Linked DNA regions of Mus musculus: region 1 is linked to region 2. The links are chromatin loops, found by intact Hi-C in ENCODE. Cell type or tissue: heart. All regions are shown on one strand. Links, peaks and the distances in the headings refer to the core of each region. The heading gives the core; the rest is flanking DNA. Region 1 overlaps Gas7 (growth arrest specific 7). Region 2 has its middle 26 kb from the start of Gas7.

Region 1 (5,380 bases), core at 207-5,206, 67 kb before region 2:
GGGACATAGTCTGGACCATCTCCAGGTCTGGTTCACAACATACCATAGCAGCTTTCAGGCCCCAGGACCCACAGTCTCAGCTTCCCAGTGAAGGTGGGTATACAGCCCTCCCACTTATCCCAAGCTGCTGAGTGGCTCTTACCTGTTGTAGGCAAAGAGCTCCTGTGAGGGCCAGGGCTGGCTGAAATCCCAGGAGAACTGCTGGGACGTTCCCAGGTGGTCTCTGTCAAAGGAGAAACAAGATCAATTGGAGAGTGCTGAGATGAAACCGAAATGTCACAGAGCAGAGTGAGCCAGAGGCAGTCACCTTCCTTAGAAGAAGGACACCAAAGGACCCCTTCCTTCCTTTCCTCAGCCTCATAGGAGTTTGCTTCTTGCCTATGTCCCTTACTCCCCAACCTCACCCCTCTTGGCAGAGCATCTCTTAACCAAGGCCCTTCTTTACATGGTGGGTCTGAAGAGGTAGCTTCTAGCTACAATCTTCTACCCTCCCCCATCACTCTTCTCTACCTCTGTTCCTAGGGCTCCCATTTCTAGTCCCAGAAGCCCCAGCTGTACAGCAGGCAGTTCTTCTCAAAGCCTATGGTAACCTCAAACCCCAGTGTTCAGAACAAAGAACCTGGGTCTGTAGAAAGTGAGTCCTCAGCCAGTGGGTGAGCCTCAGGCACCTCGGACTCTGCTGCACTCTCCTTAGTTAGGTCGTTTGTTTTTGATTTTAGAGTCACTGTCTCATCATGTAGCCAGAATGACTTGTGATTCTCCTATCTCAGTCCCCCAACCCCCCAAGTGCAGATGATAATCATGTGCCCCTATGTGCAGCCTGTTCTGTGTCTCGGTTGAACTACAGTTTTGAGTGGTCTTTCAGTATACCACAGTGTGTATTGTTTGCTGTCTTCTCCAGGGTTCCTTCCCATCACCCTCCCTGCTGACCCTTCTGCACAGGTATCTGCCTCAAATTTGTCTGAGGACTTGAGCCAGGACCTAGCACACATATTCCAGCCCTTGGATGGTCACAGGTTTGCACCCTGACATCTGTACTTTGTCCTTTAGCACAGCAGTCCTGACCGGTTCACTCCATCACAAATGGCTCCTTGCCAGCCAATAGGGCTGCACATTGTGACAGTCCATGGGCAACCCCCACCTGGTATGCTCCTCAGCTGTCTAGAGATAAACAGACTCCCATTCCACCTAAGCTCAGGGAAAGTCTCCAGAGAACCATGTCCCATTTGTTTGTGCTGCTGACTCCGTTCCTTTGGTGGCTGAGGCCACTGACCTTATTTTAGAAGGAGGAGCACCTCACATACTCACATCTCCAGCTGATGTACAGATTTTGCTATTTTAGCTTCTGGCCACCACAGGGTCCTACTTCCTACCCCTCATCCATTCATCCTTCTGGTACTTGCTAACCACAAGCTACTAACATGCAGGGAGAAATAAAGACATAGCCTGAGCAGCTATGCTTAGCCCCACCTCCAGGCAGGTGACAAGGTTGAGCCTGAGCAGCTGTGGGCCTTGCTGGCTCTTTTCTAGGAAGACTGTGAGGAGGGGCATTGCAACCCTGTGTGTGGGGGGGTCTCATATCAGATATCCTGCATAACAGGTATTTACATTTTGATTCATAACAGTGGCAAAATTACAGCTATGAAGTTGAAATGAAATAATAATGGACAGGGGTCACTATAACATGAAGAACTGAACTAAGGGGTTGTGTCATTCAGAAGGTTGGGAACCACTGGGCTAGGGTACCTTGTAGCTCAGGAGGCTGTTGCGAGTGTCTTGAAGCCCACAGAAAGAAGCTGGCCTGCAGGTAGGTACTTGCTCTCCAAGAGGTTCCTGGTCAGGTCCTTAGTCCTTCTGGTACCTCCCAGTCCCCTGTGAAAGCTCCAGCTGGGCTTCTGAAGGAACAGGGACTCTGACTGAAGCCACCGCCCAGCCTGTCTCCTGGCTTTGACAAGATCTAACCTATGTAAGACTTGAGGACAACTGCAAGCCTGGAGCAGTAACAGAACAGAGCCAGACTGTCTGGAGAGGCATCTGGAGAGAACACTAGAGCTTTGGCAGAGGAAGGATCACACCAACAGCAGGACCATGATGGGTGACACTACTCAGAGGGAGGAAGCCATGTCCAGGTCTTCTGTAAAGAAGACCCTATAATCTGCTTAGAGTGACTAGGCTCTCTGGCCTAGGTCAAGGAAGACTGAAGAAATGATTGAATCCAAAGAGCCCAGATCAAGGCTCTTGTGCCTTCTCTGGGCTTCCATTGCTAGGACCCTGAGTTGCTCCAAGGTGGCTGTTGTCACCAGGGCTAGGGATACTGTGTAAGTTGCAGTGAGCCATCCGCCAGAGACTCTTTTCCTACCAACGCACAGGTGGAGAGCAGTCCTGAAAGAACACACTTTCCTAATGGCAACCACTTCCTTCGGACCTTGTCCACTGTAACCAGGGCAGCCAGACATATGTAAACAGCTGGCCATGGGGAAAGCCAGCTCAGGGAGCCCGTTTACTCCTGTTCTATGCCAAGAGTCATGAATACTGTTCCCTCACAGAGGCTTACAGGGCCTCGCCTTCAGAGAACAAAATTTAGAAGAGAGCACAATTGAAAAGTTGAATGTTATTACGTTAAATTCAGCTTTCAACGTACCATACAATACTCCTTTATATTCAATAGTGTGTTTTTATTTTAATACAATAATGCTTAAACATTTAATGCTTAATACATTAATACAATAATGATTAAACAATTAAGACAATGAGAGAGGTGGGAACTATTATTTTGACATAGTGGACTCTAGACTTTTGGGCCCCCTGCTAAGATTAAGCCTGCCTGCATTGGAGCACACACGTCCACTATGGGTACTCCTGGATCTCTTTACTGGTCCTGAGCATTTGCTATGGGTCCATCAACAAGCCTTTGTGTCTTCAAGTAATCTCCACCCTTCCTTCCAATGGCTTAGCTCATCTTCAGGCCTACGTGGTGGCTTTCTTCTGCCCTCAAATGCTGCTGGCTAAATAATAGGTGATAGGCAGCAGGAGCAAGCTTCGAAGTCCTCTTCTGCCTACCTCTTTATTCCTTTCTCTTTCTTTAGTGGTCCTCCCCTTCCTGCTGCCTGTGACAAGGTCCCATGTAGCCTAGGTTGACCTTATACTTACTATGTAGCCAAGGATGACCTTGAATTTCTGATTATCCATCCTGTCTCTACCTCCCGAATGCTAAGATTTATTGACATGTTCCACCATGATCAATTTATGTAGTGCTGGGGCCCAATCCAGGGCTGGCTGTGTGGTAGGCAAACACTCTACCAACTGAGCCTCCTCCCAAGCCCCCTTCAGTGCTTCTTGCATTCTCTCTGCCCCTTATTTAGTGGTGATCCCAGCAGCATGTGACCAGGCGTAGGCAAATGGCAGTCTTAAGATCTTCCTTTCTAGCTCCTGCCCCTCCCTAGTCAGGAGTAGTGTCCCCAAGTTGCCCAGCTCCATGGTATTCCCCGGCATCAGGAATGTAAGTCATTCCAGGAGAGCTTCAGGAGCCCCAGTTTCCTGACCCAGAACATCTGTCTGCTGAGTGTCAGATGCTGGATCTGCAGTCACTGCTTCCTTGCAATGTGTGTTTGCAGCCCCAGGATGCAAGCCCAGCTCACTGGCCCTCAGAAAACAGCAGCAACTCCAGTCTCCTCCTCCTCTGCATCTAGGTATTCTGGACCCCTAGTTACTCAATGTCTTCTAGTTAGGAGTCTCTGGCTTTAAAATACCCAATGGCCTCTTGAAACGGAATGAGCCTTAAGCTCCAACCCCAGCCTCTAAGCAGGAGAGAACGTCCTCTCTTTGGACAGTTGCCTGTTCCTGGAGACATCCGACAGTGTGGTACCAAAGACCATCATCTCCCAATTGATCTATATCTATCTCTCTCTATATATAATGCATTATGTATTTATAATTATATAATATCCATTACATATTACATTATATAATATTATACATTATATAATATATTAACTATTATATATTACATATTATACATTATATATTATATATCATATATTATATATGGTGTGGGTAAATTTGCATGAATGAAAACTTTTCCTACAGAACTGGTGGGAGGAAGTTGTGCCAAGAGACGCATTATATTAGGCTTAATGTTGGTTCATGATAGAGATAATAAAGCAGGGGGATCGGGGAAGTGGGTAAAGCATTCGCTTGCAAGCATGAAAACTGGAGTTCAGAGCCCTAGGGCCCTGTGAGATGCCAGGGGGGCATGGTACCCTGTCTGTAATTTCATCCCCAGGGTGCCACACTGGAAGCTGGGTGGTTAAACCAGTCACATCGGCTAGTTCTAGGTTTGATTGCAGGACCCTGCCTCAGTGAGTCAGGTAGAAGAAAAATGATTCTCAATCTCAATGCTGAGCTTCCACATGCATGCACATATACACATGGACCCTTCCACACATATGTGTCCAAATATATGGAAAAAAAACATACACATATGTACATCACATGCACATCTGAAGAAAGAAAATGCAAAAAGGAAACAATGAGGGGGACAGATGATATTATTAGAAGGACACTATCACGTAAATAGGTGGCTGTGATGGCTAATCTCGATTGTCAACGTGACTGGGCTAACAGATGTCAACATGACTGGCCTACAGGACCTGTGGAGCACGTGTCTGAACATGCTTGTGAGGTTGATTTCAGTGAGGATTAGCTCACGGAAGCTCTGACTTAGTGAATGGCTTAATCCATTGATGAACTCATGCTATTCTTGGGAGGCGGTAGTAGGCAAGACGTGTGTGTGTGTGTTTCTGTGTGTGTGTGTGTGTGTGTATGTGTGTGTGTGTGTGTGATACTTGGATGAAGCAGGTCACTGGTATGCATCCTTGGTGGTTGTATCTTACCCTACCCACTCCCTGTGTTTCCTTCATTTGCTCCCTGTTGTTGCATATGCTATAGAATGCCCTGCCATGAGGGACAAACCCTTCCGACACCATGAGCCCAAACAAATCTTTCCTCCCCTGTGTAAATACAATGATCAAGGAAAACCTTCCAAGAAAGAGATGTTTTTTAAAAAAGACATGGGAGAGGTTCATTAGGTGTCTATTGCAAGTCTCTGGTTACTCCAAAATTGGCATCTGAAAACATGGTCTTTTTATGGTCTCACATGGTTTCAGAAGGTCACAACTTAGAAGTGGGTTTAGCATGGTGGCTCTAGTGCAGGGACTCCCAGACAATGATAGGAGAAGCCATGGCATCAGCAGCCAAGAGCATTGCTACTGAGCTGTGTATAAAATGGCAGCTAACTCACCCAGAGCAAGTGAGCCAAGGGAGAGCAAGGCAGAAGTCACACGTCTGCCCCATAACTCACAGTTTATCATGGCTGCCTGGT
Region 2 (5,380 bases), core at 327-5,326:
AGGTCCAGTCTTTGCCACCCCTTCCCCAACCCTCCACACACAGGAGGATGTCAGAAAAGGACATCAAGTGTCCTGCTCTATGGCTCTCTGCCTTATTTCCTTGAGCCAGGGTCTCTTACTGAGCCTGGAGCCCAGTTGCCGCAATCCTCCTATCTCCTCCTCCCACAGAGCTGAGATAACAAAACACAGGGGTGGCCACGCCTGGCTCGTTTTGTTGCTGAGACTCTGAACTCAGATCCTCCTGCCTGTGTAATGTGCCCTCTGACCCAAGAACAATCTACTGTAACTCGAGGGTCCAGAATTATTATTAGGGGCTGGTTACACAGGCACCGTGTGCCTAGCATGTAGCCAAGCTGCAGGTTCTCAGAAGCAAAGCAGGTGTTTGGCATCAAGTACATGCATAGGAATAGTTTAAGAGATGGACCACTACCATCACTAGGAAATAGTGAAAACTTCTCAAACACTAGGTGAGGGGTGATATCACAAACTGGCCTGTTAAAGAAAGCAGGATCAGATATGCTAACGGCGCTTTTTAAAGATTCCTTTCTGTCTTTCTTTCTTTCTTTCTTTCTTTCTTTCTTTCTTTCTTTCTTTCTTTCTTTCCTTCCTTCCTTCCTTCCTTCCTTCCTTCCTTCCTTCCTTCCTTCTTTCTTTCTTTCTTTCTTTCTTTCTTTCTTTCTTTCTTATTTATTCACTTAGCATGAAGGATGCACATGCCATGGTCTGTACATGGAAGCCAAAGGGCAACTTGTTGGAGTTGGTTCTCTCTTTCTAACATGTGGGTACTGGGAACTGAACTCAGGTTATCAGGTTTGGCAGCAATCACCATAATCCACTGAGCCACCCCATCTGCTTCTATGCCATCTACTCTTCCTTTCCAGCGGTAGAATGCACCGCAGAATGGCCCTCCCCTGCTGTCTGGCCCCTGGCTGGCTAAATCCTGATAGCAAATTCTACACAGATGGCAGTTTCTGGAATGCCGTTGACAGAGTGCTTACTCTCCACAAAGCTCCCAGGTCCACGGCTGGCCTCTGCCCATTGTCAGTCCAGGAATGTCAGCCTCCAGGGTCAGTATGTCATGAGGATGAGAATTTTATGTAGCAGCAACAACCCCTGACAATGACTGCCAGGCACTGGGCCAAGCACTTGACACCCAAGAAGCTTGCTTTACTATTAATATCACTGTTTTATGATGGAGTCACCCATAGCCAGAAAACATGAAATGACTTGCCCAAAATCACGCTGTCAACAGGTTTGAACTCTGGTCCATTTGACCAGTGACCTTTAACCCCTAGATTCACTTACTTCCAAGAGCCTGTCTTTCCTTTGACCACCATTATAATTTTCAGCAAACTCAATATAGCTTTTCTTCTTTACTAATGGACTCATGCTTTTTTTTTCCTTTAAAGAATGTCGAAAATAAAGTGTTATGTTTACCTTCAAATAGGAAATTAGTGACATTTGCTAGAAACATGTAGTAACCATTAAAATGGTTACAGTGAAAATCTAGCAAGGATGTTCACCCTCGCTAGCTGCTGCTGGCTGCTGGGGCATCTGTCACCCAGCTCCACTCAGAGTCCTCGCCTTACCACAATCATGAACACTGAGGAAACACAAAGGAAAAGACTTCTCTCCATAGAAGTGTTGAGACTGAACGTCTTGCCCATAGATGATTATGTTAGCTTTCTGACACTCTGACAAAAAATAAATAAAATAAAATAAAATAAAAGGTATAATTTGGTTCATGGCCTGAGAGGTTTTTCCTCCATAACTCGGTCCTGTGGAGCAGGGAGCATCTTGGCAGGAGTGATGGAGAAAACTGTTCACCTGGTGATCATTAGGAGACCAACTAGGGAAAGAGGAAGGAAAGGCTGGAGTCCCAATATCTCTATCCATGGTAGGTCCCAGATGGGCTAACTTCCCCTGGACTTCAGATCAATCCTGAAGACTCTACTGTCTGCTAATAGGACCACAGGCTGGGAACTAAGCCTTCAACAGGTGACCCCTGAGACAGCAGGCCAAATTCACACAATAGTCGTCATCTAAGTGTGCCTTAGCACGGCACTTTGGGAACTCTGGTCCACTTGGCCAAAGCTTCCATTGGCAGACAGGGTGTACAAAGAAGAAGCAGAACAGAGAAAAACTGCTACATACTGTAGCTACTCTCCAGCCTGTCCAGTCTGGCTCACTCAGCCTGGCAGGGCTTCCTGTGTGCCCTATTGTGCCCTACTCCTCAATCCCAGACCTCAAGCTTATCTCAGCCATTCCTTCTCATTTGTTCTCCAGCTTTGGGACTATCAAACAACACCCTCCTGGTCAGCGCCGGCCTGGGTCAGCTGCCCCACCCTGCTATACCACTCTCTAATTTGATGTTGTTTATCTCTATCTCCTGGTTCTTGGGCTTTGCTTGCCAGGTTATCAGCTAGACTTTTGCAGAGGAAAATAGCAGCAACATAGCCATCTCTCTTACTCCACTTTGAATCTAAGAAGTGATTCAGGAGAGAGAGAGAGAGAGAGAGAGAGAGAGAGAGAGAGAGAGAGAGAGAGAGAATGAATAGGTGTGGACTAGGAGATGGGAGTCAATATAGCAGAAGACCACAGAGGAGATAGAATTACACCTTTTTCCTCTAAGGAAAAGGGGACTTCCCCATCCTAACTTGACACCTGGAATGATCTGGCCTGGCATCTGGAATCCCTACTAGTTCAGCCCTGAACTCTGAGGAGTGATCCAGCTGGGCCAGTGATTCTCACTGAAGGCAATTCAATGGGGTGCTTCCAGTCAGCAAGTCAATGGACACCAAAGGAGAGTGGGGCCACCAGGTGACTGAGTGCTGCTGCTTTAGAAGCGAATGGATCTGGGTTGGACTCCTGGCTCCACCATCTCCTTGGGCAAGTGATGGGATTTCTACACTTACGAGTTGGACTCAAAACAGTCTTCTATGGTAATTTAGGATGCTGTGGATAAGCAGGACACTCTAAGATCTGTGCTGAGCTCACATTATATTTATAGTGCTAGGCTTGAGAAATCAGGAAAGGGTGTGGCTCTATGACATACCAGCATGCAGATCCACCACAGCCCATGGTCTCTTGCAACATTTATGTACGGAATAAGGACCTGGCGTCAGAGCCCTGACCCCTTCTCTGGCTGTCTCCTAATACTGCATCACCCCTGCCGACCCTGAATTGGCCAAAGGTTCCACTGGCAGAGAGTGCGGCCAGAGAAGAGCCAGGACAGGTTTCTTTGCTCAGGGCTTGGAGACAGCCCCAGGGGTATTCAAATGACAGCTTTCCCTGCCATGCTAGAGGATCTTGTGGTGGAAAATAAGCTTTCTATGAAGCCTTGGAACGGAAACACAGCCTCAGAAAGTTCCATTACTTCCTGGCAGAAGCAGCTTGAAGCCCATAAGCACACATCCCCAACCGTCACCCATCCCTCCAGCCCACTCCACAGAGCCACGAGGTAAAAGAAGAGATTGATCACTACTGCTGTTCCTGAGCAGGAGCCACAGTGAGGACTGAGGAGGCCCAGACAACAGGGCTTGTAAGGGCGGTGTCAAGGCCCCAGGACTGATGTGCCTCTGGCTTATCTGCAGTTGAAGGCACTTCCTATGGGTTCTCTGTCATTTGTCTAAACACAAGGAACTAAAATAAAAAGAAGAAAGTGTCACTCTTCAGTCTGTGTCATCATCCCTAGTGTACCAAGCAAGGCTTCCCAGAGCTGGCAGTTGATATAAAAAACAAAAGGCGGCATTCCTGCCTGGGGACCAGAGTGACAGCAGGCTAGAGGGAGTTGAAGTGAGACAAGGAAATGGGATTTTGATTGTGTGGATAACGTGTGGGGGAGCCGGAGATCAAAGACAAGTGCATGTGAATCGCAGAGCCCAGAGCTTCCCAGGATGCAACGTGTCCTGACAGGCTGTGTGGCTCAGCCTGAGAAACAGGAAAACTCACAAGGGGTGGTCACTGTATAGCCACCTGAGGAGTGAGTCCCACCCCACAGCCCCAGGCAGAGCTCGAGAAAGCCTCATATTCTTGCTAATATGAAGTTTTAGAAACAGGGGATACCCTACTCTGGCCAATGCAGGTCTGGGTGCTAGTTATACTCTACCCTAGAAGTCAAAAAACTTAAATTTTAACTTATTCTCCCCACCCCAACCCCCACTGAGTGCTAGGGGGAGACTCGAAGTACAAATGACAGCCTGTAGCTGTTGTATAAAGCACAGCCAGAGAGCCACCACTGAGCCTCTACTAAAGGTAACGTTCAGACCCCTCCAGCCTCCTCTATCACCAGATCTACATTCTAAAAAGTACAACACAGTAAGTAAGCTATGAGCACATTGATGTTTGAGAAACACTAGTGCCAAGCATATGGGCTATTCTACCAATGCAATCAGAAGTGCTGATAGAATTTGTAACAGCCACACAGACAGCTGCAGGGCTCAGAGGCACTTCTGAGTGAGATGTCTCATGCCGACACTCTTCCCCAGCTGAATTCAAGGCTGCGTGTACTTCTCCCAATCCCTGACTCATTGATCAACCCAGACATTCAACTGCCTCCTTGGAGCAGGTCAGCCTCGCCGAGCAGCATTTCGGAAATTATTGACATGTCTGTTTATATTTATGCATCATGCTTACTGAAACATTTACTGTGTCAGGTGCCTAGAACCCACAGACAAGTGGCCCAGTAAAGGGATGTGCCTTCTTGCAGGAGGAAAAGACAGCAAATGGGTAGTCACAGATTCATGGTGGGTAGTCACAGATGCATGATGGGTAGTCACAGGTGCATGATGGGTAGTCACAGGTGCATGATGGGTAGTCACAGGTGTATGAGGGACTTGTGCAATGAGTACTCAGTATAGGGTGCCAAGGGAACATCCATCCATTCAGGTCTTCTTCAAAGGGCTGCTGCCCAAGAGCCACCCTAAAGACCTGCTTCCTCCTAACTAGACTTTCCTCTGCATTCTGTTCCTTCTGCCTTGCCTTAACTTTGTTATATTGACTATATCTTATTTCCTATCTCCCTCCACAAACCTGGCATTTATAGAGTCCATTTATATTATGTAAGTGGTTACACTGACATTTTAAACATGGACACTTGACTTCAAGCACAGTATTAATCAATAGCTCTTTTTTTTCCTTCGGAATAATACAAATTCCCAGCATGCTTTGCCTTTGATCTTTCTCCACTTTCTGGGTATTGCAGGAATGGGGTACAGATGCTATTTTTTTCAACAAGTCCCAGAACTGTCAGTGTGTTACTGTTGATGACTTTCCAGAAAAATAAAAACATCCAAATTGACTCAAGAGAAAATAGAAACCCTGCAAAAAATCGATAACCTTCAAAGGAATTGATCCAGGGGTCAAATATCTAAGTTGAAAA

Evidence for each region. Peaks named below come from ENCODE experiments on the same cell type or tissue, not always from the same donor. Only the 100,000 strongest peaks of a DNase experiment are listed, where the experiment ranks them.
Region 1: it touches region 2 in a loop (1.9-fold over the local background); 1 of 42 quality-filtered maps calls a loop at or near these places.

The regions. Positions count from the first base shown.
Region 1 is chr11:67,624,453-67,629,832 of GRCm38, reverse strand. It overlaps Gas7 (growth arrest specific 7), which reads right to left. Exons shown (of 14, transcript NM_001109657.3): 3 at 143-223. Among named protein-coding and RNA genes, the nearest start is that of Gas7, 41 kb to the right of the region's middle. In heart, for the core only: no CTCF peak of the experiment used is centred there; no DNase peak of the experiment used is centred there.
Region 2 is chr11:67,557,429-67,562,808 of GRCm38, reverse strand. It overlaps a transcript of Gas7 not described here. Among named protein-coding and RNA genes, the nearest start is that of Gas7, 26 kb to the left of the region's middle. In heart, for the core only: no CTCF peak of the experiment used is centred there; a DNase peak (open chromatin) is centred at 3,108; H3K27ac peaks cover 1,115 bases.